Regions from separate parts of the Mus musculus genome. Here regions 2 and 3 are each linked to region 1. Evidence: chromatin loops called from intact Hi-C (ENCODE). Cell type or tissue: left cerebral cortex. All regions are shown on one strand. Each heading gives the region's core, and the rest is flanking DNA. Links, peaks and the distances in the headings are about the cores only. Region 1 holds the start of Sorbs1 (sorbin and SH3 domain containing 1). Region 2 overlaps Sorbs1 (sorbin and SH3 domain containing 1). Region 3 overlaps Sorbs1 (sorbin and SH3 domain containing 1).

Region 1 (10,640 bases), core at 975-8,974:
GTATCAGGTTGGCATAAAACTATGATGCTTTGCACACAACAGCTCCTCAGTACATAGAACTAAGCCAACACCTGACCAAGTGGGTTGAGTCAACTGAGACCCAGATAGGTTACCAGACTTCTCAAGATAGCCCATATGGTCACTTATGGGGCAAAACACAGCTCTGGGCCTCGCCATTCATGATCCCAGCAGTCCATGATGATGTTTCATTCTGCTTAGCTTAGGAAAAGGCAGACTCTGCCGCCCGTGCTTATGTCTATTTCAAAATAAACCATGATTTTTGTAAAATTGCATCTTTAGGTCTGTCTGGAAAGCTAATGATTGTAGAAACATATATTCAATTGTTTAGCAACCACCTCAGGCCTGGGGTCACACCAGAGTGGTAGAGAATGTGCTAGCATGCCCCAAGCCCTGTGTTCCATCCACGGCACCACAAAGGTGCGTGCAGGGGAGAATCTCTGGAGCATGCACGCAGCAACATCAGGAAGCAGAAGCTTGGGAGTTTGGCTAAAGAGATGAAATAAATTTCTGATAAAACCAGAAAGCTGGGCTGGAGAGATGGCTCAGTGGTTAAGAGCACTGACTGCTCTTCTGAAGGTCCCGAGTTCAAATCCCGGCAACCACATGGTGGCTTACAACCATCCATAATGAGATCTGACACCCTCTTCTGGTGTGTCTGAAGACAGCTACAGTGTACTTAGATATAATAATAAATAAGTCTTTTTAAAAAAAACAGAAAGCTGAACATTTTTTCCTCTATCTTCTCCTCAAACCCCACTAAAAGAACAAAAGCGAAACTCGATACTTAATGGAAAGAAATAACAGCACCCAAGACAAGCGGCAGACCCCCAGGGAGTCACAGCTGATCACCACGCAGGAGCTAAATTGAGATCCTACTTTATCTACTCTGCTAAGTGCCAGCTGAGCAAGGAACCACTAAGTGGCCAACCCCTGGCACAGAACCTGAGGAATGCTCTGAGCTCCAGGAGTCAGTGATTGGGAGGGGAGCGGTGCCGTGGGGCTAAGAGGAGCACCGACTTCCTGAAAGATCAGTCAAGGAGCAGTCAGATCTGGGTTCCTTTCCTGAAGCTACTCACCTGGTACAGTCAGCAGAAGACTCAGGCTCAGCAAGGGGAGGAAGCTCTGAGAGTGGGGCAGAATAAACGCCTTAGAGCAAACAAGATAGCAACAGCCCACTACTCCTCCCAACACACACACACAGACTGACACACACACAGATACACACAGAGACTGACACACAGATACACACAGAGACTGACACACACACACACAAACACACACAGATAGACACAGAGACTGACACACACAGGCACATAGATACACACAAAGACTGACACACACAAACACACAGAGATACATAAACTGACACACACAGAGATATGCAGGGATAACGACACACACACACAAACTTGTCGCGTCCCACTCGACACACACATACACACACACAGATAAACAAAGTGACACACACACAAGACACACACAGAGACAGATAAACAGAGACTGACATACAGACACACACACACACATACACACACACACACACACACACACACACACACACATAGAGCAGGCTAAATCCTCTTTAGGAATCCTTCTGTAGAAAAGACCCAGAAATATCTATGGATACCTAGGTTTTTCCATTTGGGGAAATAAGCAGGACGGGTCTCTGCTGTATGACCCTACACCCACAGATGCCCAGTCAACAGTTAAGTGTCCACCCTTAAATATAACTGAACAAAGCAAGGATCAGCAGGCATGGGAAGACGGCTCCAATGGGAAACACTGCAACCAAAATAAGCAAAAAAGGGGACTTGGAAGAAACAAAGACAACGCAAAGATCAGCAGAAAATTTCCAAAAGTAATCAAAAATAGAAATAAAGAAGCCAGACATTGAGAGGAACATCTGTAATGCCAGCAAGGAGACAGGCTGGAGACTCTGGAGTTCAAGTCCAGCCTGGGATATGGAGGGAAGCAGATAGGGGACAAAGGGGGAGGGGGAAAAGGAGAGTAGGAGAGAAGGAGAGGGAGGGAGATATTACAGAAACTAGGCGTCCTTAGGAAGTAAAACATGTACACGCATCATGTAAAAACACAAATAAAGACATTAAAAACTGAAAAGGGTTGAGGATAAAGATACCCCTTAAAAATATAAAAGTAATAAAAAAAATACAAATTTACAACTTTTCAAACTATGAACTCAGTCTAGGAAGTCTAATAGGACTTTTGAAGACAAAATCCAGGAAAATTGAGAAAAAAGTTAATATTCACACATAAGAACTCCTTAGATAGAGGATAGAAGCCTTCACCAAACTCCAGCCCACTGTTTTCTTGTGTATATCAGAGCCTGGGTTTCTCTAGTTCCAGAGTGTCCGGAGCTCATTATGTATCTGATGAGGGCCTTGCACTCCTGACACCCAGGCCTCCACTCTCCACTCTCAAGGGCTGAGAGGACAAGCATGCACTTAGGACCTGACCCATACCAATCATTTTTAAAACAAGGAGGTCTAAATGTAGGAAATGGAAATGACCAAAAACAAGAATGGTATACTAACTTTCAGCCTCAACACTAGCAACTACAGGAAACTATAACAACGCCTTTAAGGCTCTAATGGAGAGCTGGGATGTGGCATCACACATGTTTAATCCCAGCACTGGGGTGGGGGTGGGGTGGAGCAGAAACAGGCAGATAACTGTGAGTTCAAAGCCAGCCAGGTCTACTACACAATGAGTTCCTAGCCAGCCTGGGCTATAGAAACCCTGTCTAAAAATAATAATAATGAAATAAAACTATAATGGGAAAATGCCTTTCAATCAAAAATTCTAGATAAGCCAAACCACCAACCAAGCACTAACAAAGAATAAGACCATGTAGTATGTGCAAGTGTGAAATAATCGGCTCCTACAAACCCTCTCTCAGAAATTTCTGGAAGAATAAGACAAAAGATGGAAACAGAGGTAGCAACCCATGGATTGCTTCCAAGCAGGAGTCATGCCACAGGCCTACAGGTCAACAACGAAGAACAGTGGAGAAGGGTAGAGGCTCTGGAAAGGAAGACTGGTGGGGGAATGTGACAAAATAAAAACATACACATTAGGGCACACAGATGTTTTAAAATACAGTGTAAGCCTTTGGGAACTAAAACAAAAACAAAAACAAACAAAAAAAAAAAAAAACCCTAACTTGAAGAAGTAAGGCCATTAAGTCAGTGAATTCCATTCAAAAGTACCACTAAAGTATACTGTAAGGCTCAGTCACAAACACTATCTGCTCAGGCAAAACAGTGTTGATAGTAAGTATCCATGCAACCAAAAACTGTGATGGTGCCATATTGAGGGGATGGGCAAACAAGGCTGAAGTTGGGGTAATTTGTAAATAAGAAAGTAATGTCAGGAGAAATAATAAAGGGTGCAAAGTAACTGTAATGGAAAAAATAATGACCCCTCCCTCAAGTGTCCAGATCCTAAGCTCCAGTTGTAAGAACATGTTGAGTTACATGGCAAAGGGGAACGAAGGTTGCAAATGGAATGAAAATTGCTAAACGGGGCAGAAGGGATGGCTCTGCAATTACGTGTCCTGGCTACTCTTTCAAAATAACTCTTCCAAAGTTCAGTCCCCAGCACCCATATCAGGAAGCTTAGCACTGCCTCTAACTCTAGCTCCAGGGGAATCCAACACCCTCTTCTTGCAGGTACCTACACATACATGTACATACACACTAACTCTCTCTCTCTCTCTCTCTCTCTCTCTCACACACACACACACACACACACATACAGAGGCGGGGGGAGAATAAAGAGTAGAGACGGGGAGGGGGAAGGAGAGAGGGAGAGGGAAAGGGAGAGAGAGGGGGAGAGGGAAAAAAGAAATTTCTATTTTTGAAAATTGCTAACAACTGATGTTAAGATGGGAGACTGTCCTAGATTATGCAGGCGGCCCACTGTAATTACCAAGCTCCTTAAAGGAGGAAGAGGGAATCAGTGATGACACACTGATGATCAGAGCCATGAGCAGAACAGCTCAATCAGCCGTCACTGGCACTGGCTGGGCTGGCTAGTTTTATGACAACTTGACACAGGCTAAGGTCTTCTGAGAGAAGCGAACCTCAGTTAAGAAAAATCCCTTCATAAAACTAATCTGTGGTGAGCCTGTAGGGGCATTTTCTTAATTAGTGATTGAAGTGGAAGGGCCCAGCCCCCTTGTGGGTGGTGCTGTCCCTGGGCTGGTGGTCCTGGGTTCTGTAAGAAAGCAGGCTGAGCAAACCATGAGGAGCAAGCCAGTTTGGCAGCACCCTTCCATGGCCTCTGTCTGCATCAGCTCCTGCCTCGAGATTCCTGCCCTGCTGGGTTCCTGTCCTGACTTTCTCCCATGACAGACTTAAAGATGGAAGTATAAAGCAACTAAACCCTTTCCTCCCCAACTTGCTTTTTGGGGATGGTGTTTCATGGCAGCAATAGAAACCCTGAGATGGCTTTGAAGACAGGAAGGCAGCTTGGAGTAGAGAATGCAGGCAGTCTCTGAGTAATGGCATCAATAAGCAATCAGGCTCTTCTCACCACAAGCACCAGCCTGCCAACACCGTGACTTTAGCTCTATGAGACCCTTCTCAGATTCCTAAAAGGAGCTAACAGAAGCAAGCCCGGGGGCCTGAACATCTCTGAGTTTATGAGCTTTGTTCCTGCAGCAATAGAAACTCCTCAGGACTGATTCAAGGGAATGGGTTACCAGGAGGACACTGCCTTCTTTAGAAGTCTCTCATTGTTCTGGTAGTTCTCTCCCCGCCCCCACCACAACCGTGTGTGTGTGTGTGTGTGTGTGTGTGTGTGTGTGTGTGTGTGGGTGTGTGTGTGTGGGTGTGTGGGTGTGGGTGTGGGTGTGTGTGTGTGTGTGTGTGTGTGTATGTGTGTGTGTGTGTGTGTGTGTGTGTGTGTGTGTGTGTGTGTGTGGGTGTGTGTGTGTGTGTGTGTGTGTGTGTGTGTGTGGGTGTGTGGGTGTGGGTGTGTGTGTGTGTGTGTGTGTGTGTGTGTGTGGGTGTGTGTGTGTGTGTGTGTGTGTGTGTGTGGGTGTGTGTGTGTGTGTGTGTGTGTGTGTGTGTGGGTGTGTGTGTGTGTGTGTGTGTGTGTGTGTGTGTGTGTGTGTGTGTGTGTGTGTGTGTGTGTGTGTGTGTGTGTGTGTGTGTGTGTGTGTGTGTGTGTGTGTGTGTGTGTGTGTGTGTGTGTGTGTGTGTGTGTGTGTGTGTGTGTGTGTGTGTGTGTGTGTGTGTGTGTGTGTGTGTGTGTGTGTGTAACAGGTATAGAATCCTCTCTCTTTCCAGAACTCCCAATATGGTGGAAGAAGACTAGAAGAAAACAAGGAAGTCAACAAGACTAACAGAAACAGGTGAGCAGAGGAAGGAAGACACCTCGAGGGAGTCTGAAAGTAGGAGGCACTGCAAAGAGGCAAAGGCCCCAACCTTTCTGTGGGAGGGGCCTGCCTCTGAGGACCTGGGAAAGCCAGTAAGTAAGGCTGAAGGGTAGCGTTTGAATCAGCCTGCTGTCAGAAAAGCACTACACAGAGAAACCCTGGTTCTGCCTAAAGTGGGCACAGGATAGGCCTGAGTTCAACCCAACATTCATTGGAAAAGTGGTAAGTATCTCTTTTCTAAAGGGTTGTGTGTCCAGCTACAGATAGTTGGGTTAGTCTAGCCTAGGAAACACAACCATCACACTAAATTCTCCCTGGATGGCAGTAGCCTGCCTGCTTCCCACCAGACTCACTGACAAGACCCATATCTACCACTAGCCCTTGGACAGTTTAAGCCTTCTTATGAAACACATTAACAATGCTTCTTCCATTGAAGGAAGAAACAGGATACACTTCTTGGGACAGGGCGTCCCTGGTGGCTCACAATATAAGGGTGGAAACGTGTTCTGCTGTTATAGCTGGTTTTGTTTTTAAAACAATAACCACATGACAGAGACTTTAGAAAAAAAGGGTTTTTTTTGTTGTTTTATTTTTTTCTAGAAAGAGTCAGTACTGACCTCAGACAAAAAGGGGGAGGGGAAAATCAATGGAAGGCCACACAGAAATAAAAAGCAGTTTAATTGGGTTTGCTTTTTGTTTTGCGTGTAAAATACATATATAGTCAAAGACATAAACTGCTTTTAAATTAAGAACAGAGAACATGAAATTTTAATGAGGCAATAATACACTAAAACACACTACAAAGATATATTACTAAGAGGATGAGGGAAGAGAGCAGGGAGAAGAACACAAGAGGAAGGGAGGAAAAAACAAACGGCCACAGGAAAGATAGGCAGGGGAAAAAAAGCCTCGAAGGTAACAAGATACAGGGCCACAGGGCCTCACAACATGCCTGAAGCATGAGGCCTGAAGAAGCCACAGAGACTTCTTCGTACCTGGGAGCTGGCCCGAGGAAGGCAAGCTCCTCACTGTTGGCTGTTGGCTTGGGCCACAGACGTCAAAGAATTATCATCTTTTATCCTTGCCTTTGAATAGTTAATGCTCTGGTTACCCACTGCTCCCCACCCTTTAATTGCTCACTGAAACGTGAGGGTTAGCACTAACGCAGGTCACAGGCCAGAGCCTCCCTACCTCCCAAAGATGATGAGCCACCATTCAGGAGCTCTCCTCTGGAAAGGCAAGACATGAAATGCTCTCTCATAAAATGTATGATGGAAGGTTAGATGGGAAAATTCTACCATTCAGTCCATGGAAAACTTTAAGGTTTGTATCGGAAATGTAAAAACAAAACAAAACAAAAAAATACACAAATATGAACCTGGAATTGCAGCAGAACTGGGCCCAACGTCAGCTCTCCTCAGCACACCTAATGCCCCTGAGTGTTTGAGTTCTCCCGGCTCTGGCAAAAGGTCTTGCTTGGCTCTGAACAAGCAGCTTCAACCTCATTCTACAATCAGAGTCAGCAAGGAAAATCTGTGGCAGGATCAGGGCACTTAACACCTCCACATCACCCACACTCACACACACACTTGCATGCACATGCGCACACACGAGCACACTCATCTCACACACACACACACACACACACTCATCTAAGGGGCTCCGATCCTTACTTCATTCCAAGGACACAGGACTGCTCTACTCCTGGCTCCAAAGGCTGAAGCTATGGAGTCTCCAGTCTCCCCCTTCATCTCTTGTTTCCTCCTCATCTTTCTCCTTCCCATCTTAGGCTCCTCTCACAAAAGGGAGGGCCTTACTCTGGACCACAAGACCCAGATCCTTATCCCCCTCTGCACCTTGCTAGTCGAGATAGACCTCAGACAAATGGCCACAACTCCCCAGCATCACTCCTCAGTGAAGGCCAGGAGGGATCAATCATCGAGGTCCCCCTCCCCATGTTCCCAATATTTAAACGCTCACCTGTGCGATCATAAATAAAACACAGGCGGGGAGGGAATGAATTATAGAAACGCCCTTTCCTCCGCAATCTGTCATCCCATCCTCACCTCCCCCACACACCAACTCGCTCCTACGTCCACGTCTCTCACTCTGGATCATTCTAGCCCTGAATTATTTACATACTCTAAAACCACATGAATCGCACCAATCAAGTAAAAGGTAGTCTGACTCCGACAGAAGCCCCAGCTCTCGAGTGCTTCTTCAGTAGTCTTGCTTAAATACTCAGAATTTAACATCTGACTAGCAAACAGCAAAGAATCTAAAATCGCCGTCACAAAATGTACTTGTGATTTTAAACTAAATGGTGCTTTTGGGAACCCTAGAACGTCACCACTCTAAAGCCTCTTATTTTACCAACAGGAACACAGCATAAGCCACAAGCTCAAGGCCCAGAGAGTGCTGATCAGAGCCAAAGCCAGCCTGCTTCTGGTACAAGCTTACATCAATTTTTTTTTTTTTTTGATCATCTATTCCTCCTTGAAGGCTAGTTAAATCCTAAATTACCAGTGAGTGCCTTCCACATCCACCTCCAGAGAAGGGTCCAGGGAGAGTGGAGTTTCGAAGACAAGGACACTACCAGTGCCACAGGCGAGGCTCTCTTCCCTGGACCCTATCTCTCCACACCCAGCAATCTGCATCCAACTCTATTTTGAAGAAGAAACAGAAGAGCTGAACGGGTCTTTGTTCTGCCAGGAAGAAGCAATTTTCTTTTCTTCTTTGCCATATTTACAACCCCATCCCAATATTCCCAATCTCTTCAAAAAGTTTACAGAAATTCAACTTGCTTTAGCAAAAAAAAAAAAAAAAAAAAAAAAAAGGAGGTAGAGCCAACAAAAGGGGGTTGTCCTACAGAGGTCGACCAGCACTTCATTCAGGTACTAATTGCCTGCAGGGAAGTCACCAGACTGTTACCACGAGTCCTTAGGCTAAGGAATATACCATCTTTGACCCCCTACCCTAAGAACTACTAACCCTTCCTAATCTGCATCAAAGGTGCCCCAGGCAGAGGTGGGCTAACAGACCACCTTTCTCCCCTCAGGCTCAAAAAGACCTCAGGGCTGGGCTGGCCAGGAGTTATTTAAGGCGGCAGCAGGAGGGTGGGGCAAAAAACTGTTGGCAGTATCTTCCTCCTCCACCCCTCCCCCTCACAGCCAACACACCTCACCCTGTAGACATCTCACTCACTCACTCACTCACTGAAGGCTGAAGCTATAAAATCTCCCAATGTGTGTTTTCTGTCATTGGCACGGCTGTCCCCTGCTGCTGTCCACCCCACTTTTAATCCACCCTTCAATCACCACCTCGATATCTTTCCAGCCAAAACACACACTTAAATGTAAAGAGAGGTATTTTAAAAAATCAAAAAAAGCATGTGGTCAGACAAGCTGTCCCTGGCCTTCTCCAAGGAAGAAAAAGGACACACCAGTGTTGGGGACTGGAAGATGGGCGGGGGGGGGGGGGGGGGATCAGTCAGCGGCCTAACATGCCTGGCAGGTTCTATGGTGTCTCTAGATGAACATCCCGCCTACTGACTGAAATCAATTTTAGCAATTTCAGTAGGTCGGCCGTGTGACAACAGGGGCAACCCAGAGCTCAGCGATTCAAACAAAAATCCAAAGGCTCGTCCAGAACATGCTGGGAAAACCCTCGGACAGGATGGAATGAGCCGGCTCAGAGGGATCTTCTGCTTCTATGTAGCAATGCATAATAAATTCTGTCCGCCCGGAAAAAGCACTGATGAATTTCAAAGGCATAGTATGACACGCAGAGGTTCCAGGATACAGAAATCGACAGCACGTCGCCCTTCAAAGAAGCATAATGACTTTAAAGCCTCCTTTCCCTCCTATCTCGAATGTCACCACCGCTTATCAGGGAAAAGACCGTGGAAACCCCGGGAGGGACAGCCTGGGAAATAAGAGAAAGGAGTAGCTTTAGGTCCCTTTGGTGATGGGCTGCCCTGCAAGATGCTGTCATCCAGTCATCCAGGGAAGCATGAAGGGGCCTGGGCGGTGAGCGGAAGCACCGTATACCCAGACACACACCCACCAACACGCTCGGATGCAGGCTGGTCTGGGCCAGCAGCGTAGTGCTTGCCCCCCTCCCGCCGCCCTCGGCTTAGGTGATGGAGTGGAAGGGTGTGCTGATGAATGAATACACCTGAGATGCCTCCATCCTGACACTTGCGCCCTTCTTCCTTTGGCCACTGCAGAAAAGACCCTCAGTAGTTTCACTTTCCAGCGCAAACCCACCAGGGCTCTCCCGTCTCCATCCACCCACACTGCAGCCAGGCTGAAGCGGGCGGACATTCCCTCCTAAGCAGAGGCCATGATCGCACTTACCTTCACCTACCAAAAACGAAAAGGCATAAAGAAACCTGGAATCCCCAAACCTCCCCGCGTCCTAGCAACTTTTCTTGAAGGGACGGGGAGAGGGGACACAGAGCAGCCGGGAGACACGGCTCGGCGAAGGTCCCCCGCGGCCACCCGGGGATGCTCTGGGAGAAGGGGGGCCCCCAGGTCCTTCCAACAGCTGGCCCTTTAAAAGCACCTCCTCCGCGCGCTGAACAAAGGCACCGCTCCGGGGGCCCGCTGCGCCCGCCCGGGAGCTGCCGCCGGAGAGCGCAGCCGCCGCCCGCTTACCTCGCGGGTCCCCGGCAAGGGCTTGCGCGCGTCCAGCCCGGCTCGCGCTCCACGCTACAGTCAGCCCCGCTCTGTTTTTCTGCTACTCCGAGCTGACTTCACCGACACTGGGGCCGGCCAATGGGCGGCGGCGACCAGCCCCTCATTAGCATGGCCTGGAACCGTCCACTCCGGCAGCGCCCAGGGGGCGGGGCCTGGCCGGCCGTGACAGGAAGGGGCGTGTGCGCCAATGGGGAGGCGAGGAAGAGCCCGCCGCCAAGCCTGCGTCCCTGTGAGCGGGGCGCGCGCCCGCGGGTTCCCGCGGATGTCGCGCGCGCACCCGCTAACCCTTTCTACCCTGGGCTGCCCGCGAGTGACTCCAGACGCTGGCCCTGTGGTCTCTATAAGGGTTTGCCCACAGAGAGCTTGAAAAGAACAGTAAGCGTAAAATAACAGTGTGTCCTAGCTATAAACAAATTACTTAACCCTGTGCCCTTTTGCTGATCTGTAAAATGGCACCATAATTCCTCTTGATAAAATGTAGTGAATAAAAGCTTGCCAATGGCACTGTCAGTCTGATT
Region 2 (10,640 bases), core at 1,743-9,742, 52 kb before region 1:
GTGAGAGATGAGTGAGCTGCAGGGTATCTCGGAAGCCCAGAGTGTTACACTGTATCTGCCTAACACCTCACTCTCTCTGAAGTATTTTCACATATATCATCTCCTTTAGTCTTCAAAGCAAGCAGCCCCAAAGTGTAAACAATTCAAGATATACTTTGCTGTTTGAAACCTCAGAAATCACACAATTACTCTAGATCCCACAGTAAACTTGGCAGACCCTAGATATGCCTAAATTCAGCTGTGACGGTGGTCCCCAGCTGGTGATACTGTGTGGACAGGTTTAAGAACTGTGACCTCGCTACAGGAAGTGTGTCACTGTGGGCAGTCTTTGAAGTTTCAAAGCCACATACCATTCCCAGTTCATTTTCTCTGTTTCTAGTTGGTGGTGGGAGTTCTCAGCTGCTCCTGCTACCAAGCCTGCCGCCTGCTGCCATGATTCCCTGCCATGATGCACTCTTTTCCCTCTGGAATTATAAGTCCCGCCTCCCTTCTAGAAGCTGCCTTGCTCATGGTGTTTTATCGGAGATTAGAAAGGTAGCTAACACACCAGCCTATAGACTTTCTTCCATGGGGAAAAAAAAAAGATGAACGTCCTATCTGCCAATCACAGTGCATGGTCAATATTTCCCTTCCCTGCAATAGGAGAGGAAAGAAGAAGAACACATATTCACCAGTGCTTCAAGGTGGTGGGAAGATGCATCGGTCCTGGAGTTCTGAGCTGAGAGGATCTCAGGGTCTTCCAATGGATGCCAACTCCTGAAAGAGCACACAAAACATTCTGAGTAAACCACAAACAAGCTAGCCTTACCTACCTCAGCAGCCTCGTCTCAACCCAACTGCTGGGCAAGCCCTCAGTCTGCAGAGACACAGCACTGCACCTGCTTCCTAGATCCTGGCAAAGACTCAGGAATGCCATGGAAAAGCTCGGGCATCTTAGGCCTGAAACATTTCTCGCCACACAAGCTCGAAACTAATTCAATCTCCAGAAGCCATGTTGGAATGAGGGAACTCACTCTCAAATGTTGTCCTCTGACCATAACGTGTATACACACATGTAATAAATTAAGATTATGATCATGATCATGCTGCTACTGCTGTTGGTGCTGCTGCTGATAAACTTCATACTTTTTCCTTCTCTTTAAAAGCCAAACAGATCAGAAGATCTGTATGTAGGGATAATCTCTGTTTACTGTGTGAAGCATCATCTGTCAGTAAAACTCTGATGGCCAATAAGCTGAGGCAGGATTAGAAGGTGGGACACATCTGGCAGAGAGAGAGGAACCCTGGGAAATATGCAGGCAGGAAGATTCCCCAACCAAGCTCAGGAAGTCTGACCAGATGTAAGAAACTGGGGAGTGGTAACTACCCACGTGGTAGACATAAAATAGTAAAAATGGGTTAATATAAACTACAAGCTAGTCAGGGAACAGACCTAGCTTATGGCCTAGGCATTTATTTATAAATAAGGCTCTAAGTCATTTGGGAATTGGTAGAAAAGCCCACAGTTACATCTGTAAACACAGACAACATTCGTGTCAGACCTTGATGACCTGGTAGTACACAGCAGTCACCCTTCATAAGTACAGACCCCAGCATCCTGGGTTTTCTCTACATAGAAAACTGTGACTTTCATTCCTCGGAGCCCTCGTTTGCCTCTCCTTTTGTAGAGAACCTGGGTCAATGCCCAGCACCCACAGGACAACTTATAACCATCTGTAACTCCAGCTCCAGGGGAACAGAGGCCCTCATCTGGCCTCCATAGGTACTGCATGCATGTGGCACACATACACTCATGCAGGCAAACACTCAGAGATAAAAATAACATTTCAAAGAGAAATCTAAGGGCTGAAGATGTAGAACATGTGCCTAGCATGTGGAGGGCTTTAGGCTTTATCTCTAGCACATTCACAGAAAAGCAAAAAGGAGACAAGGACATATGCTGATGTATAAAGACACCACCAGCATTGCAATGTTAGCAGCACTCAGCTTTAAGGTAGTGAGAGTTATTTATATCATTCTCTCAAAGAATTTATTGATTGGTTCACCGAGCTCTATCCCACACCAGACTGCGTGAGGTGACAGAGATACAAAGTCAGCACAGCCCTTGGGTTGTCCTGAGGAAAAGGCCCAGCCTAGACACTCTGGATGGGCATGCTCAGGAGACGTAGGAGTACCAAGCAGGAGCACCTGGTGCAACAGAAGCCGAGACAGTTCTTCCTAGCACGGACAGGACGCTGGGGAAACCCCAAAGTCTAGACGGGAGAGGGGCCAAAAAGAGAAGGTTCTCATCCCAGCACATGGGACAATGCAGGCAAAAGCAAGGACATTTGAAAAGCCAGCTATGCAGGGCGGTGGTGGCGCACGGCTTTAATCCCAGCACACGGGAGGCAAAGACAGGCGGATTTCTGAGTTCGAGGCCAGCCTGGTCTACAAAGTGAGTTCCAGGACAGCCAGGGCTACACAGAGAAACCCTGTCTCAAAAAAACAAACAAACAAACAAACAAACAAACAAAAAAACAGAAAGAAAAGCCAGCTATTTTAGCTTTGTCCAGGTCTCTTATCTCGTTGATCTTAACACCAACAATTCACACAAAGAAAAACAACCAGAACAAACAAACCAAAACCCAATCCTTGTCTTGCATCATGTAACCCAACATTTGCAGGAACTCGGTATACAGCACGGCATGTACACAGGCTAAGGCCAGGATGAGGGAACAAGACACAGTCCCCCTGAATGGTGGACAGGATTTCACCACAGCTGTTTGGCAAGTTTTTCGGTGGTGTTGGTGGTGGTGGTGGTATTTTATTTGTTTGTTTTTAATCTGGCTGAAAATGAAAATCACCTGGAGCACTAAAAAGACTCTAACAAAAATAATTTTGATTTTTTTGTTTGTCAGAGGAAGCAGAGATTCCGGCACCCAGCTGGGGATGGGGCTCCAGAATCATCTCGTCGAGGTCGTTAATTAAGCATCTTCCAGGAAAGCACCAAGAATACTGCTTATAGGAGATTTATTCATTCTCGGTACGTCCATCTCATTTCTAGTCTACGACAGCCACTGCTCACTTAACTCCATTAAGCAGAAGACAGAATGCGGGAAGAATGGAAACTGGATAAGTGAGGCAGGCCTCCCTCTCTTCAGCAGCATACACCCAGACTACATGTTCCCAGTTGAAACGAGGGCTGCTTAGTCCCAACAGTATCCCTACGTACCTGTGCAGGCCCCCTCCAGCAGCACAAAGGATCTGCACCTCTCCAGACATCAAATGGCCTTCGAGGAACAGATTCGGGACATAAGCATTCTGCCCAGGTCCCTGCTGCCTATCAAAGGGCAAGCACTGCAGATGAGTGTAAGGTGTGGAGATCCGCCAAGCCAGCTGAGTACTTCTCTTTGCAGATTTCCACTTTGTGGTCATGTAATGGCTTGAGCCATCCCAAGCCAAAAATGGCAAAGTAAATGTATGTGCCACAGAGATGATGGATTGGAGCAAGCTGCTTTGCTGAATGGACCTGCCTGGAGAGAAGGCTTCCTCATATCACCGCATTCGAGCAGGTGACCTTCCAAGAGCCAACACCAAACAAAGCCACAGCTAGCCAAGGTCAACCTGCTTGAACAAGAGGCCAAGCACCAAGCCTCACTATCCTCCAACAAAACAAGGAGACACTCCCAGGATCCCAAGAAATCCACAGCTAGCCAAGGTCAACCTTCTTGAACAATAGGCCAAGCCTTAGTACCTTCAACAAAACACAGAGACTCTCCCAGGAATCCCACTCCAACCTAATTAACCTCCACTTTGAGTCAGAAATCAAGTTTAGAAGGGTATACGGTGGTGTATGGGAGGGAGGGTGGCGAGCTCGGCAAAAGCAAGGGGACTTTTGCTCCTTCTGGTAGTCCTCAATTTTCAAATGGTTCATTCCTCTTCGTACAGTTCTAACATGCCCTGGCCAAAAACAAGACACTTCTCTAGTCCAGTGCTTCGAAAGACAGGGCGGCTTTTGTTTCAGGCCCTGCTAAAGCCCTCACCTCCCTCAGCTGCGGCCTCTTCTTCTCTACTCCATCCCCAGACCACAGAGTAGCATTAGCTGTTGTAAATCCATCTCAGCTACCCTCATTCCTACCAAACGTCGGACAAGACCCACCAAACCCATTCCAGCCCAAGGGGAGCCCTCATGCCCAATGGCCTCAGAAACCTATGCGTATCTCCTCCACAGCACAGATGACTTCCGTTTTCACACTACATTATGCCTCAGCCCATACATGGACAAGGACCTGTCCCATTCTGCTTTGCCTTTTTATTGTTGTCTTCCTTCACGTTCCAAGTTGGGCAGCAAGTCACATATCCCCAGACAGTACCTCCAAACTCTGATTTCTGTCAAAATATATCTCAAATGCCATGCCACCCCAGACAGACTTGGCTGTTCTCTCTCTGTGTGCTTAATACAAGGCCTCACTCACTTCCCAAGCTCAAGGTAGTGTTCTCTTTCCTACCAGCAACAAATCCACAGCCCAAGAGAGAAAAGGCCAACCAACCAGGTTGGAAAGGAAACAAATTCCAGTACTTGACCCTTCTGGCTTGCTTTCATATCACACTGCATCGGTTATCCTACTGAAGATCACTTGACAACTGGCAAAATTAACCCCTCTTGAACCTGGTAAGGGATTTCTGGGATCACAGGGGCCATCACCAATGCTAACACCCTAAGAGCCTGAACTCCATTGAAACTTCCACGGGCTCACACTAGCGTGGCTCTCTCCACTCAGTCCCAGTGCCAGCCAAACCTCTTCCTCCCGCACCCACTGGCAGAGGAACTGGGTCTTCGAAGGTTTTTTTAAGCTCTCCCACCTACTCCACAAATTCAGTAGGAGGAAAAATGAATGTTTCCAAGGCCTCTGAATGACACAATACTCATAAAGTACAACAGAATTAGCTGGAAACTAGCAAAAAAAAATAATCATTTTAGCTTCCCTTAAAAAAAATTATAAAACCACACCTACTTAAGATGATTCAGAGTAACTTTATGCTTTTTCATCTACTTGAATATGAATGTTTCTTTCCTCCAAGCTGGTGGTTTCTTCCCTGCGCCCCACCCTAAGACTGTATGTTCAGGACCAAACTTCCACAGATACCAAATCTATTCTATCTGATTTGGCAGCCTTGAGAACATCTCAACAAAGCCAAGGACACCATAAATGGCCAGAGACAACCCACTCCAAACACCTTAATGCTACTTGCATTGAGTAGTAACAGAATTTGTATTTCTACTGCATAAAAAAATAAAGTAACAAAACTTCTTTTCCTATCTCTTGCCGAGGATGGGACACTGTCATCATTAAGATCTCAGAAGAAATAGTACCTCTTGACCAAGGCCAGTTCTGACTCCCAAACCTTACTCTCAGCAGCAAAGGCTCCTGTCTAAGTAGAACCTAACATGATCCACTGTTATCACATTTATCTCATTCAAACAGCAGGGACCTTACCTGACATGTTCATTTCTGTAACCCCAGGACCACACAGTTCCTGGCTCGTGACATGTGCTCAGTATGAGCCAGACATGTAACCAGGTGAGTGGAACATGGCTGAGGGCTCCCTGAGCACACTCCATGGCATGGCTTCACTGTGGTTTCTGGGATGAGTCTTCTGGTGCCCTTAGCTATGACTCCTCAATTCTGTCACTACCTGGATATTGGCTCCCATGTATACTCTCTACTGTATAGCCTAGCTGCTCAGAGTGGGGTTCCCATGGAAACTCAGTTATCAAATTGGGCTTCTCCTCCTCTGCCTCCATTCAACCATACACTATTTGAGAACTTCAGATATGGGATTGGGGTAGCTGGCAAAACTCACCACTGGAACCACATCTTCATGTTCTCCATTATCCTCTGTCACCACTAATGAACGTACAGTGAGGTGCTACAGATCCCATTATTGAAGTCTAACCCTCTTTCTGCCAACTCATTTGCCCATTAGCTTCCTTTTCACCCTTGAGCTTCCTCCACATGGACCTGGGCCTGGTGTCCTTCGCTATTACAGTATTTATCTCAACATCCAAAAACCATCTTTCATCTGCCTGTTTTCCTAATTGGGTGTCCCTTAATGGCCAGCACCCAATCTAACATGCACCTGTTGGTTCTGAGCCTGGCACACAGTAGGTATCTAACAATAATATATTGACCTGAACCACACACCTTGTTTTCTGATATACAATTCCCATATCTACAGTGACTTGAAGGTTTTCCACACAACAGGAAGTACCCTACTGCTAAATGTATTTGTTCAACCCTCCCTAAAAGAAATCATGACCATGATCATCACACTGGCGACAGAATGAAGAGAGGCCAACAGCTGTGGCACAAAGGGATGAGTGCAGACAGCCTTTCCTCCCTCTATTATCACAAAAACGTCATTTTCCTTCTCTAGTCTCAAATCTCTTCCTTGGTAAAATGAAAACATCCAGCAAGAAGCAAGCAAACAAAAAAAGCCTTATTATATAATTCTATTTACATAAACGTTTGGAGCAGACAAGCCATAGAGACTGAAAGTAGATTACTGGACGCCAGAGGATGGGGAAAAGAGGAGACTAGAGACGAATGCTGATGGATAAGGGCCTTCGTTAGGGCAGGCCAGAAAAAGGTGTCAATGATTGCACGACTTGACAACGTGCTGGAAGATGCTGAGCTGCGTACTTGGAAATGGTTAAACAGTACATTTTATGTAGCACCGATTTTATCTGACCAGAAAAGAAAAAACAAGCAAACAAACAAAAGGGAGCAGATAGACTGGAATAGAGGTTCAAAATTCGAGACTCAACAGGCCTTACCAGGCCTAGGGCATGTTCTGTGGACCTCAACAATTTCAGATTATTTGCACAATGTAAAATTCAAGTGTGTGTGTGTGTGTGTGTGTGTGTGTGTGTGGGTGGGTGGTGGTGTGCGCATGTGCATCTACACCTTCATACCTGAATCTAACATAGTTGCACTCACTGTGCAGTCCAAGCTACATTTGACCTTCTCATCCTCCTACTTCTAACTTCCAAATGGTGGGATTACAGGAAAGCACTGCACCTGGCTCCCAAATTTTTTAACTGTAGCTGTTATTATACAAATGGCACATATAATAAAACTGCACAGGACAACACACACAAACACATACATACACACACACACACACACACACACAAACACACACACACACACACACACACAAATGAGAACAAATAAATCCGAGTGGAAAGAATAAATAATAGAGTTTATGGAACAATATGGATATATTGTAGCAATGTCTGCTTCCTGAATTAGACACTGTATTATATAAAGTTACCCAAAATGTAACCACCTAAAGAAGTGGTACTTTGCCGGGTGTGCTGGCCCAAGCCTTTGATCCCAGCTCTTGGGAGGCAGAGGCAGGCGGATTTCTGAGTTCCAGGACAGCCTGGTCTACAAAGTTAGTTCCAGGACAGCCAGGGCTACACAGAGAAACCCTGTCTCACCACCACCACCACCACCCCAAAAAAGTGGTACTTTGCTACTTTCTATCAGTCTGTAATTCTTTCTTTTATTTTTTTTTAATTATTAAGCCAAAGATCTTATAATTTTACAGGGTGGTTTTTCCTTAAAAATAGCAAGATGTGGCAATGCTAAAACTCAAGGGTCACAGCTGTATGGAACTGGGTAGTAGCCATTTCTAGATGGTCTAAGTGTTTACAGGCATCTGTCCAACCCCAGAGCCCCATGCTGATGCATGTACTGGTTTTCTCTTAAAAGAAATATTTCCCTATCAACAGAAAAAGACCAAGAGTGTCTTATGTCTGCCCCACCCCACAAAATAAGGCAACCGCAACATTTTTGTGAAAACAAGAACATTCCACCCAGTTTGATCTTAGCCTTCCTCCCAAGCTACCTGCCTGGCCTCTGAGGTATTTGAGATTTCATACCCTTGGGCTATGTCTCTGTAGGGCCAATTCTCTTAGATTGTCAGCAAACACATTTTTTAAACAAACCACCAGAGGAAAACAGGTCTTAAGTACACAGTATCCTGTTCTCCCTAAATATGCTGGTTTCTTGACCTTGCCTTTCCTGGCAGGTGCCTTCTCTGCCATTAATACATGATCGCATCTAGATAAATCAGAAACTGCAGCTGTGTCTAGCAGGGGAGGGAAAGGGCCCTCACCGTGCACATTCCCTGCCCTTCCTACCACACCAGCATTCCCCCAAAGACAGTGAGTGAAATTCAAGAATCCCTGGAAAGGGGGTAAGGCACAGTCAGAGAAGCTAAGGTGTAGACAGTGCCAATTAGACTGCACAAAAGGAGCGCTTGGGGCTCCAGTCTGATGGAGACACTTCAATATCCCCCTCAGGTGACAGATATGCAGACTGCCTGGCACTGACCCATGCTGAAGTGTTTGCAAAGCGGTCACCTGTACTGTTGACTCCCTGCTACCTGGGTAGCCAGGTAAAATACATCTTTTATCAAGAAATCCTGAAGTCATGCTATCTTGTAGAAAAACTACCAGCTCACATGGCTGCAGAGTGAAACACCAGTAACTACTTGAGACAGGCCTAGCTAACATATACAGTGGGAGTTGAGGTCTCACCGTTAAAAGGAATACGAAGTATCTCGCTGATATTTTTGTACGGTTTTTTTTCCATTTATTTATTCTTCTCTCATATATTATATCTCAACTGCAAATCCCTCCCCCACCCCTCAAGAAAGGAGTAGGCCTTTCAGAAACATCAGCCAAATGAGGCATAACAAGCTACAATAAGGCCAGGCACAACCCCTCACATCGAGGCTGCCTAAGGCAGAGGAGAAGGAAGGATGGATGTGTGACTGATTTCAGTTATCTTGTCTTACTGGCTTCCCCTCAAACCTAAGCCCAGGGCACAGGATGTTATTAATCACACCCACTTAGGGAGAAAGATAACTCCCTGAGAGACAGATAGATGCCTTGCTTAGCATCAAGGCAACCCAGTAGGAAGAAAGGTGTCCCAAAGGCAGGCAAGAGTAAAGACAGCCCTGCTCCAACTGCTAGGAATCACACAGGAACACCAAGCTGCCCAGCCATAACATACATGCTGAGGACCCATGTCAGATCCATACAGGCCTCCTGATCTGTTCTATTTTTATAACGATTACTCAGTGAAATCCTTTTTTTTTTTCTGATACTGGGTTAATAAAGCATGCTAAAATGAACTTCACCTGTTCCTACTTTGTAAATGTGACTACCAGAAACTCATATATTACTTATCATATTCTATTGCACAATCGGACTGGAGAGAAACTTCTAGTGTTGAGGTCATAGCCATAATAGAAAAGATAACATAAGCTGGGCGTGGTGGCGCATGCCTTTAATCCCAGCACTTGGGAGGCAGAGGCAGGAGGATTTCTGAGTTCGAGGCCAGCCTGGTCTACAGAGTGAGTTCCAGGACAGCCAGGGCTATACAGAGAAACCCTGTCTCGAAAAAAACCAAACCAAACCAAACCAAAAAAGAAAAAATAACATAAGCCAACAGCCAACAGCTAAGCAAGGTATCCATTTCCCAGGTAGTTATCTTTCTCCCAAAGTGGGTATAACATCTCAAACCCTGGTCTTGGGTTTGAGGGGCAGCAAGTACGAGACGGTAACTGAACACACTCACTCACGCTGCCTCACACATCCATCCTTCCTTCCTTCTACCCTGCTTTCTTAAAAGGACAAAGTTTGATCTCTTAGTTTCTACCCCAGCTCTGCACAGCAGCAGCAGATGACCCAGTGGTTCTCCAGCGACAGCAGACACAGATACCATCCGCACCACACACAAGAGACCTGAGCATCTTGGTGCTTCAATCTAGGAGTCACTTGCAGCTAAGGAATTGGGTCCAGTACTACTAGGAGTGCCTTAGGCTTCTCTGGCGAACAGTCTGACAGGCCAGCCTGCAAAGGGGATGTGTGGCCTAGAGAGAGGGAAGGAACTCATCACAAGCCTCTCCGGAGCCAAAGACTGTCAGGATCTTTTCAACCAAGGTAGGAAATGACTGTCTGCTTTGGATATTGTTTCAAATATAAAAAGGAGCTGGTACTTCCTGTCTCAACACAAATTGTCAAGGTGATCAAACAGTATGGACAGGGAGGCTGAGTGTATTGCAAAGTGGCAGACAGCTTACCTTGCATGTGCAAAGCCCACATGTCCACCGCACTGTAAAAATGCATACATGTATGCATGCATACACACATACGTATATATATTTATACACACATTTGTGTACATACACATACCTGCGTGTATTTTTGTCTCTCTGTGTGTGTGTGTGTGTGTGTGTGTGTGTGTGTGTGTGTGTGTGTGTGTGTGTGTGTGTGATGGCACCTAGTGGTTTGGCAAGCAGGCTAACAAGACTGTGCTGTGTGGCCCTGATCAGCAGGATTATCAGGAAGCCCAGGGCACATGCTCATTACGTCCTCACCTGTGACCCAGTGGCATCAAGCATTGTCAGAGCTCTCTGAAGGCCACACGTCTACACAAGGGCTGTCCCTGCTGTCCCCAAAGCCAACACAAAGGGCTCCATGCACAGACCTGCAAGTCCCAGCAACCTGCAGATTCTAGGCCTTTAGCCCCTCGGAGAAGAGTCATCATGGACCGTGAATGTTAGGCAGACAGTACGCAGAG
Region 3 (10,640 bases), core at 1,783-9,782, 97 kb before region 1:
GTTTATCCCCTGCCAGAGAGGCACATCTCTCCAATTACTCAACAGTACCTTCTCAACTGCTATTAATGCCATTTCCCTTCAAATTCACTCTCTGCATTGTGGACGGAGGGCAGGAGGCTCTTCAGGAAGTGGAGAAGCTAACTCTGAGCTGCAGAAACTTCCTTTCAAGGGGAAGAAACCAGGATAGGCTGGGCCCCGTCATTAGCTTCGATCTGGAATCCCAAGAATCAGAAGGGGGCTTGGAACACAACGGGCTGATGGTTTCTGGGGGAGGGAATCCTAGAAAAAACATGTCAAAAAGGCCACCCCCTATGTCTTCCCATTTCCTCCTGGAGTCTGTCCAACTCCGTTTCCGTTCTAACCAATTATCTGAACCGGCTCTTAGAAAGGTCGCCCGTGAACACCCTCAGCCAACTCCGACAGTTTCTGTGCTAGACAGAGACGCTCAGGTCTACGGACCACATTGAAGACAGTTAACTCCTTCTTCCTTCCCACCAGCACATTCTGACTCATGAGTGTCAACAAAGAATGACTGGAGTGGGAAATGAGGACCCTCCTGGAAGGATAGGTCTCCTGTGGGTCTTCCAGGAGCTCATGGCCACAGGGTCACGAGCTGGCCCTTACTCCTTTCCGGCTCCATACTGACTTCCTTCCGAGTTCATGGGTGTCAGAACAAGATGATTGCAGGCCTCTGGCCCATATCTATAGTTTCCCAACTGTGTTGGAAGGAGGCTTACATGACCCCCCAGGCCACTGGGCAGACTCGAACCCACCCACTCCCCACCCATCATTTTCATTTTGGCAACTATGGCTTTGGCAATCTCATTAGCATCGACTTCCTGAGTTTTCCTCTGATGAGGTCTGTGGCTACAAAATACAGAGTTCACAAGCCTGGAATTTGACCCACAACTTCCAAATACTGAGTTGTAGTTTTAAGTCTCCCTTCGACCAACTTCTTGGTTTTAAAGATTTGTTTTATATTTTTATTTACTTATAGAAGAGGGTGTTGGATTCCCTGGACCTGGAGTTACAGGCAGTTGTGAGTGACCCAACCAAGGAGCCTAACTTAGGTCTTCTAGAATGTTCTTAACCACGGCGCCATCTCTCCGGCCCTTCTACACACTTGCCTGCTATGGCACATCTCCTTTCTCAGGACAGCCTCCGTGCCATCAGGGTTTGGAATGCCAGCCCTCTACAGTTACCTAACAACCAGTCGCTTTAGAACCTTCCAACGGTACCCAGCCCTCACCGCACAATACAAAGTCCAGACAAGGAGATTCAAGGCCTGGCTGGGTCCACTCCTAATCTTTTCCTGCCTGCCCTGTCTCTGCTGCCTTACACAAAGCCCACCAGACAGAGCTCACCCGGCTGGCAGTGTGGCCAGTATTCATCTCTATTCCCTAACATCAAGTAGGAAGCCTGGGGCGGACCAAGCATCCAATAGCACTGGTAAGGGAAAAATCTGTCCCTTGAGAATGTGTCTAAGGGCACCATCCTCTCTCCTTCGTCAATATTCCCCCCTCCCCCACTACCAGACTGGTAAAGCTGTTCTTCCCAGCTCTTCCTTTTCCTTGCCCCTGTACCCTCATACCCACCACTGAGATCCACCCTCCAAGTTCTAGATCATGCTCTCACTTTAAGAAGCCTCAGATCCCTCCTACCCCACAACTACCATGAGCTGACCTAAGCAAGAAAGAGCTCCTGTGTCTGTTGCCAACGAGGGCCTCTCTTGCCCCCAAAGTTAGTCAGGCAGCACAAAAAGGGAAACCATTTGTCAGCAAAGTCCACTAATCTAAAACAGTATTCCTTTAGCAAATACTATGCACCAGGACAGTGCCTGGCTCTACTGTTGCTTCTAAGACCATCACAAGACGCAGGACAAGAGGTATGCTTGGAAGATGTGTGGGGGATGTAAATCCATGCCAGGATGTTTGGTAAGGTAGAGCAGGTCAAGACCCAGAGACTCGGTGGGCACACACCTGAGGCTGAGGTGACTCCCAGCTCGCTGCCAGACTCCTGACTTGGAACACATGACATGCATCTCACATAAAAGAGATGTGACCACAGGTCATATGAGACAGAGGTCTCCATGCTAATGAGGTACCTAGAGGCATGGAGGGCGTAGCCAATAAGCTTTCCTTCCCAGACATTCCTCCCTTCAAAAGGTATTTAACCTCAAGCCCACCCTGAGAAGTGAAATATGGTTTTATGCATCCACTTTGACCATGGTAATAAATGATTTGGAACCATAGGCCGTTTCTTTTCATTGGGATTCGCCATGGAGAGCCATGGAGAAGGCCTTTACCTACAAAACCGCTGTCTAATCTCCCAAAGAAGGCCTCTCTGCACTGCCAGCCACAACCTCAACCAAGACTGCCACTGTCAAGCCAATGACTCTCTCAGTGGGACCAGCTCCTCTTTCCTCCCCGGCCCCAGGCTACACCCAGCCCTCAGGCCCCCACTCTGTGCACCTGAGTGTCCAAGGATCTGAGAACCCCATAGCCCAAGCCTTGTGGCAGGCCTGTGGACCCACAAACGGACTCTGGCTATTCCATACCTCAGACTGCACTTTCCCATGCTTCAGATAGTGCTTTCCCACCCCAAGCAGGGCCAACAGCCTAACACCCTACTGGGAGGTGTGACATAAGTGCAATCAAACTCCCCTCCCCAAGCAGTCGAGCCCTGTGGCAGATCTGAAAAGTGACTCAAAACCCTACAGACAGTGAAACAGTCAGACGTCTCTTCTGATAATATCTGGAGGACATGTGACTGGGAAGAATCAAAGAGTGAATAAATATAAAAGATTTCAATTAACCAGTTGCATTATTTCTAAAGTTACCCCAAATGTGACAGTTGTAAAAAAAAAAAAAAAAAAAAAACCACTGAACTTAACATGCCATGGGGCCCAGAAGAGCACAGTCTACCTCCATCACGTGCTCCATACACACTAACTCTGTGTGTAGCATAAGTGACAAGATGGACCATGTCCAAGACTTCAAGACCCACCCACCTAGAAATGGCACTTTGCACGGGGGCTAGGCCCTCCTACATCAATAAGAAATCCAGAAAATGCCCCCTAGACTTCCTCATGGGCCAATCTGATGGAGACAATTCCTAATTTGAGATTCCCTCTGTTCAGGTGACTCTTGGGTCAAGTTGACAAAGCCAAACAAAACAAAACCGAAAACCATCAAAATTGCCCAAAATGTGTGAAACTAGACTATTTTGAATTTTCACATTTTGGGATATCTAGTATTTTCATAAAAATGAAATGAATGAGGGATCTAAGATCTACATGAAATTTCATCACGTCTAATGCCTACAGGCCAAAAACCAATTCTACAGTACTCTTAGCATTTGCCTTCAATCTATCACATGAGACAGAGTTGGGCCTTTCTACTTGTGGTGTCACTCTGACAGTCAAAGTTTTGGGTTCTAGAGCATTTCAGATTTGGGGCTTTAAGATCAGGGAAGTGGAGCTGGAGAGATGGCTCAGCGGTTAAGAGCACCAACTGCTCTTCTAGAGGTTCTGAGTTCAATTCCCAGCAACCACATGGTGGCTCACAATCATCTGTAATGGGATCTGATGCCCTCTTCTGGTGTGTCTGAGGACAGTGACAGTGTACTTATAGAAATAAAATAAATAAATCTTAAAAAAAAAAAAAAAAAAGGCCAGGGATGTTCAACCTGTAAGACACTTTTTTCATGAAAAGTAATTTTTCTTAGCTCATATTTGATATCTGTAATCTTTACAACTTTCAAGAGAAAATTCTAGCAAACTAAAAAACTGTGACTAATAATCTTGTCTATGAGAAGTCCACACAATGCCCCTTTCCACTGGACTAACTGGTGACCTGGCGTGCAGAGCTCTAACATTAATCACATCTACTGCTTTTGCTTATGAGACCAGGCTACCCCATTGTAACTCCTTATGAGGACTCGGGGGACACGGAGTGACTCAAAGGTTCTGCCAGATTTCCTAAAGAAGCAACTGCACCAAATATCTCATTTTAAGAGGGCTACAGGGACTGCCAGGTAACCACCCACACAGTCCCTCCCTGAGACACAAACCTCCCCTCCTGCCAATTCCCCGCTCCTCTGTCTTAGCATTCCAGAACCCTTAGCTACTTCACAATCTCAGTGTGTACAACTCCGGGCATACAAAGGTTCTTAAGCATGCATTGTTAACCAAGACAAGCCCTAAAAGTGAAAACTGGTCCCTTTGCGTTTCCCAAATATGGTCCTGTCTACAGAACCCAAACAAAACCGTCTGACTGCGGCGTCCAGTGACTGTGGCGCTCTTCCCTAAAGACAATCTAGAGAATTCAAAACAGGGCAGATTCCCAAACTCATCAGATAAAAGTAAAGCTTCAACACAAAGATTTATACGGAGTCTTAAAATCAGGGCGGGCCCATGGCAGAGACACCACACTCTTTCCGAAGGGGTCACAACACAACGGGAACCCACTGAGAAATAGCCAATGGGTGCATCTTCAATTCCCTGCAGAGTCCAGGCCGGGCCACGGGCCACACGCAGGTAAGTGAGACTGAACAATGAGTGCTGTGTGGGGCTGAACAACAGGCCTAGGAAAGCCTTTGGCCAGGGGCCTGCTGGCGTCCAGGAATGGCAGAAGCCTGGGTCTCCCACACAGCAGGGCTGTCAGCGCTAACAGACGGTCCACACAGTTCCTGTTCCACCTTCCTCACACGCTATGAATTCCCTGAGGCCACTGGTTCACCACATCCTATGTAAGACAGACCTTTACAGTACAGGCCACGCCATGCTCAGGAATGAGAGAACACGGGCTCCCTTCACTAGAAGGATTTTATGTCTTCTGCAAATATCTAACCTAAATACCTCAATTCATAGCACTGACTTATTCAAACTTTGCTTGTTTTCCTTAAACTTTCAAATGTCACTGAACAGTATACTGACCTACCCCAAAGTCAACACAGAACACTGAAAACATTATCTTGTCCGAGAACACCTCTCTTCTCAACGGTATTTGCCTAATAGCTGAAGTGAAACATGTATGCACAGGCCCCAAATCAATAACTCCAAAGTCACAGTTTGAGGCCAAGGATCATTACTGCCTAACTGTGGTAACTGTCAGGCTGCCCCCACTCCGGCTGTGCACACAGGACGACACTAACTACTTTTCTCTAATTCCTTCTTCCTCTTTACTAATGTTAGGCTGGGTTTTGTTTGTTTGTTTGTTTGTTTGTTTTAACAATCAGATATCAAAACTGCATCCAAGCAGTTGATAATATAATGCAAATTCCTGAGGTAGGTTTTCTTTAAGAGTAAAACCTCCAAAGCGTTCACTGCAGTACCAAGCTGACAGCAAACAATTACCCAGAGTGCATCTCTCAAACCTATGCTGTCTATCAAACCAGACTGTGTCAAATAGCATTAACACTTTAATATAGGAAACTCATACACAACACAAACAACATCTCGGTTTCAGGTAGAGTGACTGGCTTTCTGCTATCTGGAGTCCACTCTTATTCCAGATTCATGTAGTGCTTAGCAGCTGCTGGAAGCTAACCGGAGCCAGGAGAAATAGATTTGGACCAAATCTGGCCAGGGCTGTTTAAGTTAGAAAACCCCTTCATTTGTCTGCTTTATTTTACTGACTTAGAAGATGAGATTAATAACACCTAGTTTAATAAGTTGTTCTTCTCCAGGTTAAATTTTTAAAATATGCATTTACGTGTTAACGGTAGGGTACCAGGAGAAGTATTCTAACAGAGAAGGCGGCAGGCTGGCCTTTCTAATCCTCTGTTTCTTATGAGGACAGACAGTTGGCTGCAAGCCCTCCTCCTGAGGTGGATGCTACTGCACCAGCACCAGCCTTTACCAACTGCAGTCGTTATCAAGCACCAAGAATCAAGTCCCCAGCTTGACCTTCCCAAGCAAAACCCTGGGTAACTGTCCCCTCGGAAGGGCATGTCTCAAGAAACCAAACCATCACTATGGACACATGATACATTCATGAGAAGCCCCTGCTCTCACACTACTAAACAAACAGATGGACCGTCTGCATTTCCCCAAAGCTGGCTGGGAACCAGCCACTTTACATACGTCATTTCTAATCCTCAAACACCTCCTTACAATGGAAAAACTGAGCCTCAGTAACGACAGCAAGACTCAATGAGCAGTCAAAATGACGGGCCTGGAAAGATGGCTTTGCAATTAAGAGCACTTGCAAAGAACCTGGGTTCAATCCCTAACACCCACATGGTGGCTCACAACCATCCATGACTCCAGTTCTAAGGGACCAAAGCCCTCTTCTAACGCTTGTGGGCACCAAGCATATACATGGTACATATACAATCACACAGGCAAAATATTCATACACATAAAAATGTAAAAATATAAGTTAAATAAATAAATAAATTTAAAGTTGTAAAACCGTGTTTGCCTAAAGTAAGAGATTCCTCCTACACAGACTGCACTGAGCGCACACAGACGGATTAATTCAGAGCGCTTTATCTGTGGCATTGAGACGTTGGTCACTCTTGTCGACCAAAATTAGATATAGGGCCTGCCCTAGAGAGAGATATTCTTACTCGTATATTTTTAAGATTTATTTATTTTATGTATATGACTACACTGTAGCTGTCTTCAGACAGACCAGAAGAGGGTGTTGGATCCCATTAGAGATGGCTGTGAGCCATCATGTGGTTGCTAGGAATTGAACTCAGGACCTCTAGAAGAGCAGTCAGTGCTCTTAACCACTGAGCCACCTCTGTAGCCCTGAGAGGAGATATAGTCTGGGTGGGAAGAAAGAAAAGACTAGTAGTCTCGATACAGCTCAGAAGTTTCCATCCCTGGCATTCTCGTCCTAACACACACACACACACACACACACACACACACACACACACACACGGGGGGGGGGGGGGGGCAGGCAACTAACTGGCTCTCCTCTCTATCCCTAATGAGGTAGCATGACCTGCCTTTTCCTAATACAATTCTCTCTGTGAATTTTAACTTCTGTAACAAGTGAAGTAGCTTACATATGTTACAGGCAATCACTGCCTAATCTGGAGATAAACTTGTCTTCTACTCCTTCTGGTCATAAGAAGCTGTTCTCAGGGGCTGAAGAGATGGCTCAGTCATTAAGTGCACTGTCTGCTCTTCCAGAGGTCCTGAGTTCGAGTCCCAGCAACCATGTGGTAGCTCACAACCATCTGTGATCTGACTTACTGTTGCTGAGAAGCGTACAGAATGCACCACAGCAGTGGGGATCAAGGGGGCAGGAGGGTGTGCCGGTGCCCTGAGGCCCATATATGAAAAGTCCCAAGGTACAAGAATCCTCTGCCCAGGGGGAAAGCTTCCTGCAATCCGGCTTTGAAAAGCTGCACAGGAACCTTGATTACAGCAACCACAAGTGACAATTTCTACATTTGTCTTTTTTTTTTTTGCTTATGGGTAGCAAAAACTGCCATGCAGAGGGAATTTGATCATCTAAGCATACTCCCTAAATATCATTCTGTGTTTCCGGCCCATAGGGAGGCTTCCCCCCACCCACCCCCCTCTGCCCTACTGCTTGATGGCTGACAAGAAAATTACCAGGAACAAAAAGGTGTTGACAATCCTGTAGACCTCAAAGAGGAGAAAAACTGCAAACAGAACAAACTCATCAAAACACAACAAAAACTGACAGAGTTGGATGTTTACAGGATTGTTCTAAAGCTAATAAATGTTAATGAGAATGGTTAACCCCAAATGATCCAGGCTTCACAACTCACACCTGATCTAAACATGAGAAACTGGACAGAGCTGGGTGTGGTGGCACACATCTGTAATCCCAGGATTTGGGGGGATAGAAATAGGAAAATCGGAACTACAAGGTCATTCTTACCTACACACCAAGTACAAGGCCAGCCTGGGCTACATGCGCCCCTGTCATTGCACAAAAACATTTCCAGCACTCACATAAAAACCAGGTGTTATGCCAGTGCATGCCTAGAACCCCAGGCCTACAGAGGCAGACATGAGGCTTGCCTTCAAATGTGTCCAAATAATGAATGGTACTTTCTCAAAAAAATAAGGTGGGCAAGAGATCCTCTCTTGAAAGTAAGTTGGAGACAGCCAGAGAAAAAGACTCAGTGACTAAGAGCACTCACTGCTCTTCCACAGGATCTGAATTCAGTTCCGAACACTTCAGGCAGTTCATGTCCTCACAGTCCTCTCTAACTCCAGTGCCAGGGCGTTTGACACCTCTGGTCTCCGAGGGCTCCTGTACATAAACTCACATGAGGTCAAACACACCTGTATAAAACTTAAAAATAATAAAAAATAGATCGCAAAGGAAGTAAGGTGGAGAAAGAATAAAGACACCATATGTTAGCCTCTAGCTAAGAGACAGACAGAGAGACAGGCAGAGAGTGCATACACTCAAGAGATACTAGATGAAGGCTCTACCTTCTGGGGTTAGTTGCAGAAGACAGCAGAGTTGGGAATGGAAGTTCATCATTAAGAGAACAACTACCTTCTTGGCATGAACTCTAACCAGCATGGAAGAGTTCTAAGTGCCTCCCTCTGGCTCTGCTAACACTGTAAACCTCTGTGTCCCCACATGCCAAAGGAGTAAAATAACGCGAAGACTCATGTTACAAGGATTCAGGGGCCTCTGCCCATCAATATACTGCTGTGCACACAGGAAGCGCTTCATACGTGAGCGCCATGTTGACATGATTGGCTTATTTTCTTCTTGTCTCCCTCTAACCCCCAAAGTAGAAGAGAGTTGGCGATGAGTAGAAATTCCAGTTAATGGAAGGCTTCTTGGGTCACTGTTTAAGTATACCTGCAACCCTCTGGGTCCAGCATGAAGAAGGAAAAGCCACTGCCAGGAATGTAGGTTTTCTTGCCACAGGCAGAGAATATTTAACTCCGACCTTGTGGTGACTCTACCCAGGACCCACGCTTCTACAGTCTGTAGGCTGCAAGACATCAAAGTCCTTGGCCATCTGTGACAAAGGTTAATCAGTGATCTAGATGGGGGCTGGGAGAAACATCTAGCCACCACCACCGCCGTCTGCTCTCAGGAAGGTTTCATGTGGCCAAAGGAACCCAGCTTCAGAAGTCTGTAATTGTGGACTTCCTTCTGTTTCCTCAAAACGGTGCAAAACCAGGTTCTTCTATAAATATGTAAAGACTATATTGGGGGGGGGGGTGGCGGGGAGGAGGTGGATCTAAAACGTGCCTAAAGCCCTCCATAAAAGCAGGAATATTTGAACTCTCAGAGTGGTAATGAAGCACTCGAAGCTCCCGCCTGCTAAACTCACAGCTGTATTGCCTAACCAGCAAACTTAAATGCAGAGAAGCAGACGTGGCGGGAAATGGAAATCCCGACCGCCAACGCAAGTTCACCAACAGGCTGGCTTAACTGTCCCCAGTGGACATGGAACTAAAACAACACCAAGAATTTAAAATATACTCCTCCTTCACTGATGGCTACCTCAAACAGGGTGAGAAGGCTGGGGATTATGTAGGCCCTAGACCCTGACCACAGGGGAGAGGGCTGGGAAGGCCCTTTCCTGGAGCCAGGCAGCCCCTGGCAATTACTTACTTTACAGGAAAAAGTGTCAGAGTCCTTCCAGTGAGGGAAACCCTTCTCTGGCCACTCAACTCAGCAAGCTCATTAAATTCCGAATGAAGCCAGCTGCCGGGAAGGCAAAGGGCATCCCAGCTGGGGCTCTGGAAATTCCTAGCTAGGAAAATAGAGTGCCTGGGTCATGGGAACTCAGATCTCAGGGCTGGAAGGCAGCTAACTGTCAGAAAGATAAGGATGTCACCCCAGAGTGGGCCCTTCCAGCTGAGAAGCCGAGAACCAGAAATGTCATCTGGCAAGACACAGAGGACATATTGGGGGTTCCTACTGCTCCCCCCAACCCCCAGTTGTTAGAGAGGTTTAAATGGAGGAAGAAATGATGGGGGAAGGGACAAAAACAAATGAAACAAGGGTGAGGAGTGAATCGATGTTGGCCCTGGCTTAGAGAATATCAATAGGGGCGGGGCAGAGACCAATTATTAAATTACCAAAATTATATTTTTTACCGATATGTATTTACTTTTTATTGATATCTACTTACATGATGACGAGTTACATAAAGACAATTTATTTCAAATAGACCATATATTTTGCCCACACTGATATAGAGATTTAGATACATATCAAACTATTCACAAATCAAGGTTGTAAATTTCATCTAACCCTTATTTCATTTCCTTCCTCATTCCCTCTGAGGTCACAGGGCTGGGGTGGAGTTTAACAGTGAAGTGCTTCTCTCTCATGCTGCAGCTCCTGGTCCCATCCCCACACCAACCAACCAACCAACCAACCAGCACCACCTCCCATTCAAGTTGGGCATGGTGGCTAAGGTCTATAATCCCAGCATTTGGGACAAGAGACAGAAAGACAGCATGTTCAAAGCCAACCTAAGCTACATAGTGAGATCCTGGCTTTAAGGGGGGTGGGAGGGAGGTTTCAATTAAGCACAGATATGTCACATGAAATCTTTTTTGTTTTTGAGTCAAAGTTAAAGTGACGGATTCTCTGATATCCACATTGTCAATTTTTTGTTTGTTTGTTTGGTTGGTTGGTTTGGTTTTTGTTTTTTTGAGACAG

The links. Hi-C counts contacts between places; a loop is a spot of excess contacts. Peaks named below come from ENCODE experiments on the same cell type or tissue, not always from the same donor. Only the 100,000 strongest peaks of a DNase experiment are listed, where the experiment ranks them.
Region 2: a loop joins it to region 1, with 2.1 times the contacts of the local background. A loop is called at or near these places in 3 of 42 quality-filtered maps.
Region 3: a loop joins it to region 1, with 2.7 times the contacts of the local background. A loop is called at or near these places in 4 of 42 quality-filtered maps.

The regions. Positions count from the first base shown.
Region 1 is chr19:40,503,591-40,514,230 of GRCm38, forward strand. Sorbs1 (sorbin and SH3 domain containing 1) reads right to left here and starts at 10,146. Exons shown (of 29, transcript NM_178362.1): 1 at 9,781-10,146. In left cerebral cortex, for the core only: a CTCF peak has its summit at 5,876; DNase peaks (open chromatin) are centred at 3,993, 7,013, 7,583 and 8,600; H3K4me3 peaks cover 1,863 bases; H3K27ac peaks cover 2,828 bases.
Region 2 is chr19:40,450,643-40,461,282 of GRCm38, forward strand. Sorbs1 (sorbin and SH3 domain containing 1) reads right to left here. Exons shown (of 29, transcript NM_178362.1): 2 at 672-756. Among named protein-coding and RNA genes, the nearest start is that of Sorbs1, 58 kb to the right of the region's middle. In left cerebral cortex, for the core only: a CTCF peak has its summit at 1,772; DNase peaks (open chromatin) are centred at 4,822 and 6,536; H3K27ac peaks cover 559 bases.
Region 3 is chr19:40,405,644-40,416,283 of GRCm38, forward strand. The region is part of intron 2 of Sorbs1 (sorbin and SH3 domain containing 1); the gene reads right to left. Among named protein-coding and RNA genes, the nearest start is that of Sorbs1, 100 kb to the right of the region's middle. In left cerebral cortex, for the core only: no CTCF peak of the experiment used is centred there; a DNase peak (open chromatin) is centred at 6,099; H3K27ac peaks cover 349 bases.